2 separate regions of the Mus musculus genome follow, and region 2 is linked to region 1. A link is a contact called in ENCODE Hi-C or POLR2A ChIA-PET data. All regions are on one chromosome and are shown on one strand. Each heading gives the region's core, a stretch centred on a gene start or an enhancer-like site at or near the end of the contact. The rest is flanking DNA. Distances are from core to core; before and after follow the strand shown. Region 1 overlaps Gm32700 (a long non-coding RNA gene). Region 2 has its middle 14 kb from the start of Gm41907.

Region 1 (4,733 bases), core at 1,936-4,435:
TTTGAGGCTAGCCTGAGCTATGAGAAACACAAAATACCCTATTGTCTCGTATTTGGCCCATGGAGAGCTATCACATAGTTCTCAACTTCCCTCAGAATTTGGTCCCCACTTCCTTTAGAAGGGAAACTCCGTCCTTGAAGACTTTGCACCGTCTGGCCCCGCCTCAGTCATTTATTATTAAGCTCATCCCCCACTTACCCCTTGAGCCTTAAATTCAGTGCCTTTCTTCCCCTCTGAAAGGCTGTCATTGTACATTTTCAAGAAGTTCAGTGCCTAACCCCACCCTCACCCCCGTTGTTTTTTTTTTTTTGGGGGGGGGGGCAGATTGCTGCAGTGATACCTTTTATCTGATTCAAGCTTGGCCAGGAACAGCTAGTTTTTCATAGTCATGATCAAGTAGTCTGTGTTGTGTCTTCATTCCGTTTGATTTTGGGTTTTTTGTTTTTGTTTTTTTTGTTTTTTTGTTTTTTTGTTTTTAAATAGTACTCTCAGGTTCACTGTTACTGCCTTATCTTCGGGGCTGCTTTTTCCATGCCCCTCTGCAGTACTGAACTCCTCTTGGACGTGTACCTGTCCTACTATGCTTCACTATTTCCCACCTAGAACAGTTAGTACTCAGCACATAGCAGGCCTGTTCAGTGACTGTTACAGAATAGGTATTTGAAAAGGCAAGAGGTACTCAGAAGTGTCTAGGTAGGTAATCAGGGCTTCAAGGAGGTCATCTCTAAAAGGGGGGACAACACCTAACCAGAAGCAGCAGCCTCAGTAGGGAGTGTTTCTGGGGTTGGTCTTCCTGGAGGGCAGAAGAAGGTATCAGGGACTGGCAGAGGAGGGAGGACGGGACTGTGATACAGTCTATGGGAAGCACCAGAGACATCACGGACCTTTCTCATAGTCCTGAATTGAGACTGGATGTTTCTATACCCCTGAACAGCAGTCACTGGGCACACCCATGAAGGAGGTGTGACCTCAGGCAAGGCATTTTCCATCATTATCTATCTCCAGAGGGAGCCGATAGCCTAAGCCATCTATGGCCAACAGCTCTAGCAGGTAAGTCCCTCTTCAGTCTTGCAGAGGAATCAGATAGCATAGGATAGTGCCTATCATGTGGGATCTACCCAGGATGGGAGTATGCCGGGCCGGACGGGACCGGACTAAGAGGAAGATGAGCTCCCACCCCCACTCCCACCCCCACCCCAGGGTATGTGCAGAAGACCAGAGGGAAGAGTCAGATGAATCAGAAAGAGGACGATGGCCTTAGGAAGCTACAACCACATAAACATGTAGCCAAGGATGGTCTTGAATTTCTGGTCCTTCTGCTTCCATCTCCCAAGGGATGGAAATACTAGCATGTGTCACCACAATGCCTGGTTTTATGCAGTGCGGTAGACTGAACCCAGGGCTAATCCCTACCCTCTTTTATTTTTGCTAAGTCTCTGTTTGCTGGGTTCAAATGATTCTCTATCTTAGCCTCCTGAGATGGGACTACAAATGTATGCTATTACACCTTGCCTAAAACTATTTTTTTTTCCTAGACAAGGTTTCTCTATGTATCCCTAGCCATCCTGGAACTCTCTAGGTAGACCAGGCTGGCCTCAAGCTCAGAGATCCTTCTGCCTCTGCCTCCCGAGTGCTGGGATTAAAGGCATGCGCCACCATTGCCCAGCTCGAATAAAATTCTTTTTTTTTTCCCCGCCTAAAATTCTTAATCGTCTGTCTGAACAAGGAACCTTGGATTTTTTTTTTCTTTTGCATAAATTACATAGTCCTGTTCTCCAGCTCTGGATACTGAGTCAGGGCTGATCTCTGAGAAACTGTCAGGGTGACACTGTTAAGGGTGGGCATGGGCCCAGGTAGGCCTCAAGTTGTGTAACATGGGAGTAACAGTGCCCTTGTGTGTGTGTGAAGCCAGGATCGTGGTGAAGCTCCAACTAGAGGGAAAAAGATAACCCCAGTCTAACTGTTCCAGCCGCAGATCAGTCTGCCCTAGAAAGGCAGCCCAGAGGCCTCTCAGTGAAAGACAGCTACCTCCTGCTCTCAGAACCTCGTGCGTCTATGTCATACAGCAGCTACTGGCTGTTGAAAAGCAGCCAAGATGCCGGGAGTTTACAGAAACCAGTAGGACGGCTCCTGGAGCAGACTGAATAGCAGACAGTCTGGAAGTCAGAGCTAGGCCTATGAGGCTGAGGGTGTGGAGGGTGTAGGGTGTGGGGGTTGGAGGTTGGAGATGGTTGGTCCCTGAAGACAGATGGTGAGGGACCTGGATGAAAAGGCTGCCAGTGGTAGGGAGAAGCCTCGGAGAAGCTTGGATTACTGTGTAACCTAAACCAGAGACAATAGTCACGGCACGCTGAATATAGAGCCCCTGGCACCGACGGGCTTTGTCCGGCTTTAACGCCCATATTTGGGTCATTGCTTTATTTTTGCATGCCTGTTTTTCTGCTCCTGACATACTCACTTCCTCTCCAGACTCGAACCATATTCTTTCTCCTCTGACTGATGCTATCTGCCTCAGTTTACCGCGTACTTGGTACACCTGTAGTTCACCCGCAGTGGCCCAAACTGGGTTTATTTCGTACATGGTGAATCTTTTCTGGACCATCGTTTTATTTTCCCATGAAGGTTTCCAAGCTCTGTTAGCCCATCTGCTCACCAAGACGCCTCACTCAGGCACTGCCCAGTAGCCGAATACCAGAAACTGACAAGGGGTTCTGATTCTGGCAGCTTGAAAAGGGTAGAAATTGCCTTCTGGGAATGTCAATGCTGGGCACCTACTGAGCACCACCGATACTGGGTCCTGGCCAAGGTGGACGTGTGGACTGGGATGCCACAAACAGAAGCCTCTTTCTTCCAGGCTTTACGCAGGAGAGCGTTTAAAAACAGGACAAAGCCAGGCGGCCCAGGGGCCTCCCGGGCAGCGGGAGAAAAGCAGGGTGCAGGGAGCCAAGGCGGGGCGCTCCACGGGGGCGCAGACCCGCCCCGCCCGGCCTCGCAGCCTGAAAGGGCCTCTGTGTCGCGGCCACCGCCCGCCCGAGTCCCAGAGAGCGCTTCCTCAGCTGCGCCAGACCCCGGAGGCTCCGCCGCCCCTCTAGGGACAGACACAAATAGTTCCCAGCGCAGCTGTCCGGCCAGTTGCCTGGGGAACTAAACTCAATGGACTGACGTCACCCGGCCGTCGCGTAGCAACTGGAACAGACTCTGGAACGCCCCGGCGTTGAGGTCACGGTCGTCAAGGAGACGGCGGGGCGGGGCCTGGGCGGGGCTGCTGGGCCTCTGGTGGCCTGGCTCCAAGTTGGGAGCCTCCGAGTTTTGCGGGGTTGGGGGGCGGGGGTGGGGTGGGGGGAGCGGTGCCCCCTGGCCTGCCGCAGCCAGACAGCCTTGCCCTCGGCTGGCCCGGCCGGAGAAAGCTCTTTGTAGCCCGATGCGCCCAGCACTCAGATATTTTTCTGGCAGACAGAGCCTTTGTTGTCCTCACCCCATCTTACTGCCCAGTTTCTGTTCCAGCCTCGTTTCCTCACCAGGCCCCAGCCCGGGCTCCAGTTCTACTAAGGGGAGGCAGCACAGTGTTTTTCTTCTCCCTCCTCCCTGGTCACCCAGGAAATGCGGGCAATTGGCCACCAGCCTCGGGAGAAGAGACACAGGGCCCTGCTCCCTGCAATTTATCAAAGTCTTGTTTTTTCCTTCACCCCTGAGCCTGACTTAAAGCGTTTGTGCAAGTGACACCCACCTCCACAGCAGCTAAGCCAGGTTAGGCAAGTGGAGGAACAGGACTTTGTACTTATAATGCCGCCCCCCCCCCCCCCCCCCGTGTCTCTTCCACATCATGGCGGAATACAAAACCCTGAAACCAGGTGTGACAGACCCAGAACCTCTTGGCACCAGCCTTCCAGTTACTCTCCCAGGCTGGGGCACTCCTGTTTCTAGTTAGTCTTGTTCAAGTCCGGTTGAATTCATGTGTGGAGAGATATTTTTCCTCACCTATAGCTGCAGTTTGAAAGTATTAATACTAGAAGTTGGTAGACAACCTGTTTCCTCATTGGTTGACATATAAAATTCAGATGTAAAGTAATATTTTTTTTTAGTTCATGGAGTTGGGCAGAGCGATGAAGAAGATCCAAACGTCCTGTCTCCAAAGCACACTATCGAAGGAAAGCTGTGGGAGGGACTCACAAGCTTATGTGGTGTGGCTGGCATGCTCTAGGGTCCATGCGTGGGCTGCGCCTGGCCTTGGACCTACATCTGGTCCCATGTATGGCCCTGGTCCTGCTTGTGAGAAAGCTGATTTTTTTTTTGGGGGGGGGGGGCGTGTGTTTCAAGACAGAGTTTCGGTGTGTAGCCCTGGCTATCCTGGAACTCACTTTGTAGACCAGGCTGTCCTTGAACTCAGAAATCCGTCTGCCTCTGCCTCCCAAGTGCTGGGATTAAAGCTGTGTGCCACCACTGCCGGGCTAGGGAAAGGTGATTTTTGTCTGCTGAGGATCATTTCATGAGGAGGTGTGAAGGGTAAGATGCCACCTGTCTGCAGTGGGGGACATAGACATGAATACATATACACCTTGTAGCTGCTTGCAGGAAAAGCAGAATACGGTGGGAAGGGAGAGATCTAACCCATGAGAAGGGTGGTAACACCAGATGTTCCCATTATCCTTTCCTAGATCAATACAACTCACCAGTCCTGTTTTTGCCCAAAGTACATCATATGACACCAAGGTCACATCTACTGAAGGATCCTG
Region 2 (5,204 bases), core at 311-2,810, 53 kb before region 1:
AGACCTGCTCACACAGGCGCTCCAGGATACATTGGAGATATGTGTGGAAAGAAGGCCATCAGTTAGAAGCTACGTGAAAAGTTACACCTTTGTAGACCATTCAGGCTGGAACTCAGAGCTAGGCCTGCCTCAGCCTCCCAGTACTTTGATTCAAAGCATGTGACCCCACACCCATCTGTTTCCGGTCTCTTCTTAGGGTAGCTATTGTTAGGTATATGTGCACTATTTGCTGGGTGTGGTGTAATTCAGCACCCAGGAAGGATCAGCGGGATGCATTCAAGGTTATATTAAGGCTAGGGCTACCAGTGGGGTTAATGTTGAGAGAGAACACACTGTAGTAGTTATTCCTAAGGATGCTGGTCTGGGATGCACTCAATCTCACTTCACCTCTTGAGGCTTCTCTCCTCTGGAGATGCCACAAACCCGTGTCTTTCTCCACACACCCTCTATTCTATGACTGTCCCCACTGCTGGGCCTCCCATTAGATTCTTTCAATCCAAATATACGCTTGGCGACAACAGTCCACAAAAGAGCTTCCTCCAGAACACATTTTTTTGACCTTTTAAAAGAACCCACCTCCTTCCCAGGGTCATTAAGACATCCTTAGTTGAATATTCACCCAGGGGCCACTCTCCTCGTCACTGCATGCCTTTTGTGCAAAAGCTGTACCCAAAGAGAAGCTTAAACATAAGGAGAGGTACATCGGAAGTAGTGGCGCACGTCTTTTCTCGTAGCACTTTGGATACAGAGGCAGGCTGTTGCTATAGTTAGAGGCCAACCTGGGCAATCAGGGGAGACCCTGTCTCAAAAGTTAAAATAGAATCCCACAAGGAATGGGAACCGGGTGGTTAGGTTTTTTTTTATATTAACTCGTCAAGAACGATGGATTCTATGTCTCGAACGAGAGTTTCTCTCAAGACACAGAATAAGGTACCGGTGAATCTAGTCAGCTCCCCGAGACTCAAAAACAAGTTGAGTGCAGACCTTATTATAATCAGCCAGGAGGTGCAACCCAACTGAAGACACACTTAGGTCGAATACATCCTCCCAACGAATTCACACGATACGTGGAAGCCCGTCAGTCTCTACACTTAGAAGAAGAGGGCAAACACGACTCTGGCTGTGCATGTAGGTTAGGAGGGTGCAGGCTTCGAGGATGGACACAACGAGAAGGCGGCTGCGCCAAGGTTCTGCACGCACGGGCTGACTAGCAAACCCATGTCAGAGTGTGCACAGTCGCCCACTTCCCCCGTCCTTGGGTGCCGTGGCCAGAGGCAAGACACGCAGCCCGCGCAGCTCGAGCAACGACGGCTTTTGTTGTACCAGCTTCGAGGCGTCCATCACACAAACGCCGCGAACGTCGGCTCAGGAGAGGCGACGGAACGCGAAATGGCGGGCAGGGGCGGGGCAGAGCAGGGCGCCCATCCTCAAGTACGGGAGGGGCGCGCCTGTTTCTGCGCAGGCGTGCGACCTGCACGCGCCCCCTTTTGCGCAGGCGCCCGGTTGGGGGCGTGTCTTTCTTTGCGCAGGCGCCCAGCTCAGCGCGCGTTCCCGCGTTCCCAGAGGCGCGCGGGGACACAAAGGGCTTTAGGGAAAACGCGGAGCGCGGCCGGGGTTCGTGGAGCGGCTTCAGGTCTTGACGACCTGGAACGGATTTTCGGCGCAGGAGCCGGGCTCGCCGGAACCGCGGGCTTGGTCCCTCCCTACGCTCCCTTCCCTTCCTTTCCCTTTCACCTCCTTTGCCTGTTCTAACGGCCTTACGGGACGCATCGGGTACACAGGGCGCAGGCGCGGGTCGCGCCGGGAGGATGAGCATCCTCCATCTTCTCTCCTGCGACCTAAATGGCGCGGCTGGCAGCGTTTCTGAGCCTGTGGGGACCCGCACGCCTGCTGGGCAGCCCATGGCGCCTCTTGCTTCCCGAGTTCTCTACCTCTCACGGTCCCCTTGAGCACGGAGATGGTAGCTTAACCCTTTGTAAAGTGCCTGTATCGCGATGTGAGACTCCCATGGATAAGGCAAAGGCATAGAAGTTACCGAACTGACCCAACCTTTTGCAAGGTGCTATTTGCAAATTTGATTTGGGAATGCCTTTGAGCAACAGAAATACATTTTCTGTTAAAGAGACATTTCACCGAAGGCGGTGACAAACCATTTTTAAAAGTATTTTAACCATAACCTGTAAGTATTCTTTCTAGCAGTGGAGGCAAGAGAGTTCAGGGTCATTGAACCCTAGTTTAGAAACATGTTCAAAAAAGGAAATAAAAGCGGTCCGGAGAAAGATGGCTCAGTGGTTAAGTGCACTTTTTACTATTGAGGGCTAGCATACTATTCCCAGCACCCACAACCAACCATCTTGTTACTAATCCCAAGGGATCAGAGACTGCCTTCTGTTGTTTCCCTGAGCACCAGGCAAGAAAGTGGTGCATAGATAGGTACCTGTGCAGGGAAAACACCCATACACATAAAATAAAAAACATCTTTTAAAAATAAAATTAGGGGCTGGTGAGATGGCTCAGTGGGTAAGAGCACCCGACTGCTCTTCCGAAGGTCCGGAGTTCAAATCCCAGCAACCACATGGTGGCTCACAACCATCTGTAACAAGATCTGACGCCCTCTTCTGGAGTGTCTGAAGACAGCTACAGTGTACTTACATATAATAAATAAATAAATCTTCAAAAAAAAATAAAATAAAATTAGGCCAGGCAGTGGTAACACGCTCCTTTAATCCCAGTACCCGGCACAGGCAGGTGGATCTCTTAGATCTCGTAGTTCAAGGTTTGGTCTACAGAGAGTGGTCCAAACCTTGTTCAATCCCCCTTACCCCCCAAAAGATACAATTAGCTGGTATGGTTTTGTTTTTTGTTTTTTCCATTAATACAAGCGTTTAGGAAGCAGAGTCAGGTCTCAGGTAGAGGTCAGCTCAAAAGAAATAAAAATTGTTATTAGATACTCCTATAATCCCAGCACTCAGGAGACAGAAGCAGGCAGATCTTGGTGAGTCTGAGGACAACCTGGTCTACACAGCAGGTCTGTACAACCTCTACACACACACACACACACACACACACACACTCCTGGGCTAGTGGTCCTGGGTTGTATAAGAAAGTGGGTTAGGCTGGGCGTGGTGGCGCACGCCTTTAATCCCAGAACTCGGGAGGCAGAGGCAGGGGGATTTCTGAGTTCGAGGTCTGCCTGATCTACAAAGTGAGTTCCAGAACAGCCAGGGCTGTACAGAGAAACCCTGTCTCGAAAAAAAAAAAAAAAAAAAAAAAAAAAGAAAGAAAGAAAGAAAGAGAGGAAGGAAGGAAGGAAGGAAGGAAGGAAGGAAGGAAGGAAGGAAGGAAGGGGGTTAACCGGGCAGCGCATGCCTTTAATCCCAGCACTTGGGAGGCAGAGACAGGCAGATTTCTGAGTTCGAGGCCAGCCTGGTCTACAGAGCAAGTTCCAGGACAGCCAGGGCTACATAGGGAAACCCTGTCTCTAAACAATAGAACTTTAAAAAAGAAAAGGAGCCAGACAATGGTGGCACGCACCTTTCATATTAGTACTTGGGAGACAGAGGCATGTAAATCTCTCAGTTCAAGGCCAGCTTGGGGTACAGAGTAAATTGCAGGACAGCCTGGGCAGCACAGAGACTCCTGTCTCAACAAACAAACAAATCTGAAAAATCAATGACTCAGAACAAAATGAAGGCTCAATGCTATTTTTTTCCTATCAGTTATTTAGTACAGGCTTTCACATGCCATCTGTAGGTCTGAGCACAACTTTTGGGAACTGACCAATCTGTGGGGGTCTCAGTTTTTCAGGGTTAGGGCTCTACCAAGAACCTTTCTTGACTATCTCTGCCATCCTACAGACCCTGGTTTTTGTTTTCATTTTGAGATAGGATCTCTTGTATTCATGCAACTTTGACTGGTCTAGATCCCGTCTCCGTAAAGCAACTACGTGGGAGGAACTAGAAAGATGGTGTGGGGCTGGAGAGATGGCTCAGCGGTTAAGAGCACTGACTGCTCTTCCAAAAGTCCTGAGTTCAATTCCCAGCAACCATATGGTGGCTCACAACCATCTGTAATGTTATCTGACGCCATCTTCTGGTGTGTCTGAAGACAGCTACAGTGTACTCATAAATAAAATAAATCTGAGAAAGAAAGAAAGATGGTGCAATGGTTAAGAGCACTGGCTGTTTGTTCAGAGACCTGGCTTCAGTTCCTAGAACTGATTGACTAAAGTGATTGACTCTGTAGTTAGATCTGAGAGTCCTGACCCCCTCTTCTGGCCTCTGTGAGCAATTCACTAGCATTTGCATATATTTGGGCAAAAATCTCATACACGTAAAATTAAAAAAAAAAAAAAAGCAGCAACTACAGACCAGGCAGTGTCTGTCCCACCGTGCTCCACTTAAATGTGTTCTTTAATTCCCAATTACAGTAAGTAATTTACATTTGTGAATTGTCACTTTGACAATATAAAGGAACCCTAATGCTCATTCATTTTAAAAGTAGTGGGGGGCAGGGGAAGGAGATGTAACCAAAAATGAGAGTTCAAGTCTTATCACCCAGTCCCTTTATTGAATCAGAACTTCTTAATAAGCATCTCTAAGTTTTCCTAGGAAATAAAAATAAAAAGTGTTCTCTACAGCTATAAACGCTATCTAGAAAATTGCCTTTTGTTATATTTTATAAAACCAAATACTCAAACACTTGTTAGCTGGGACTCTGCCAAGTTGCTCATCTGATTTTTTCTATTCATCTGGAAGATTTGGATAATGTCCTGGGCTCAGTTGTAGAACACTTGTCTATCTTGTGTGATGTCCTGGGTTCAAGTTCTAGGACTGTAAAAAGAGGAGAGCGAAGCCAGGCGGTGGTGGCGCACGACTTTAATCCCAGCACTTGGAGGCAGAGGCAGGAGGAGGATTTCTGAGTTCAAGGCCAGCCTGGTCTACAAAGTGAGTTCCAGGACAGCCAGGGCTACACAGAGAAACCCTGTCTCGGAAACAAAAAAAAAAAAAAAAATGAGGAGGTGAAAGCAAGAAGGCCCAACCTTGGCAGAATTTCAGGGGAATGGTTGGAGGTAATCATTGTAAAGTGTCTACATCATAGTAGGTGCTTAGTAAATTAGTGATAGGGATTGTGGCAGCTTCTGAACCATGATGGAAGGAACAGGTCAAGTACTTGGTTGCATTAAGAAAGCCGCACATTCATGT

Evidence for each region. A loop is a pair of places that touch in the nucleus more often than their neighbours do. ChIA-PET counts read pairs that join two places held with the same protein, here RNA polymerase II (POLR2A).
Region 2: POLR2A ChIA-PET joins it to region 1 with 59 read pairs in embryonic stem cell. The contact joins two enhancer-like sites. A Hi-C loop is called at or near these places in 17 of 37 maps with a recorded cell type or tissue (CH12.LX, Patski, T-helper 2 cell and 6 more). POLR2A ChIA-PET finds 5 or more read pairs at or near these places in 5 of 5 experiments (Patski and embryonic stem cell).

Annotation. Positions count from the first base shown.
Region 1 is chr1:86,432,995-86,437,727 of GRCm38, reverse strand. The region is part of intron 1 of Gm32700 (a long non-coding RNA gene); the gene reads left to right. Among named protein-coding and RNA genes, the nearest start is that of Gm32700, 6.2 kb to the left of the region's middle. Within about 2 kb of position 3,185, at least 3 of the 3 ENCODE cell types and tissues checked have a DNase peak (open chromatin) inside an H3K27ac peak, as active enhancers do; they include gastrocnemius, heart and left cerebral cortex, where a contact is called at or near this core.
Region 2 is chr1:86,483,964-86,489,167 of GRCm38, reverse strand. No RefSeq gene overlaps it. Among named protein-coding and RNA genes, the nearest start is that of Gm41907, 14 kb to the right of the region's middle. Within about 2 kb of position 1,560, at least 3 of the 3 ENCODE cell types and tissues checked have a DNase peak (open chromatin) inside an H3K27ac peak, as active enhancers do; they include gastrocnemius, heart and left cerebral cortex, where a contact is called at or near this core.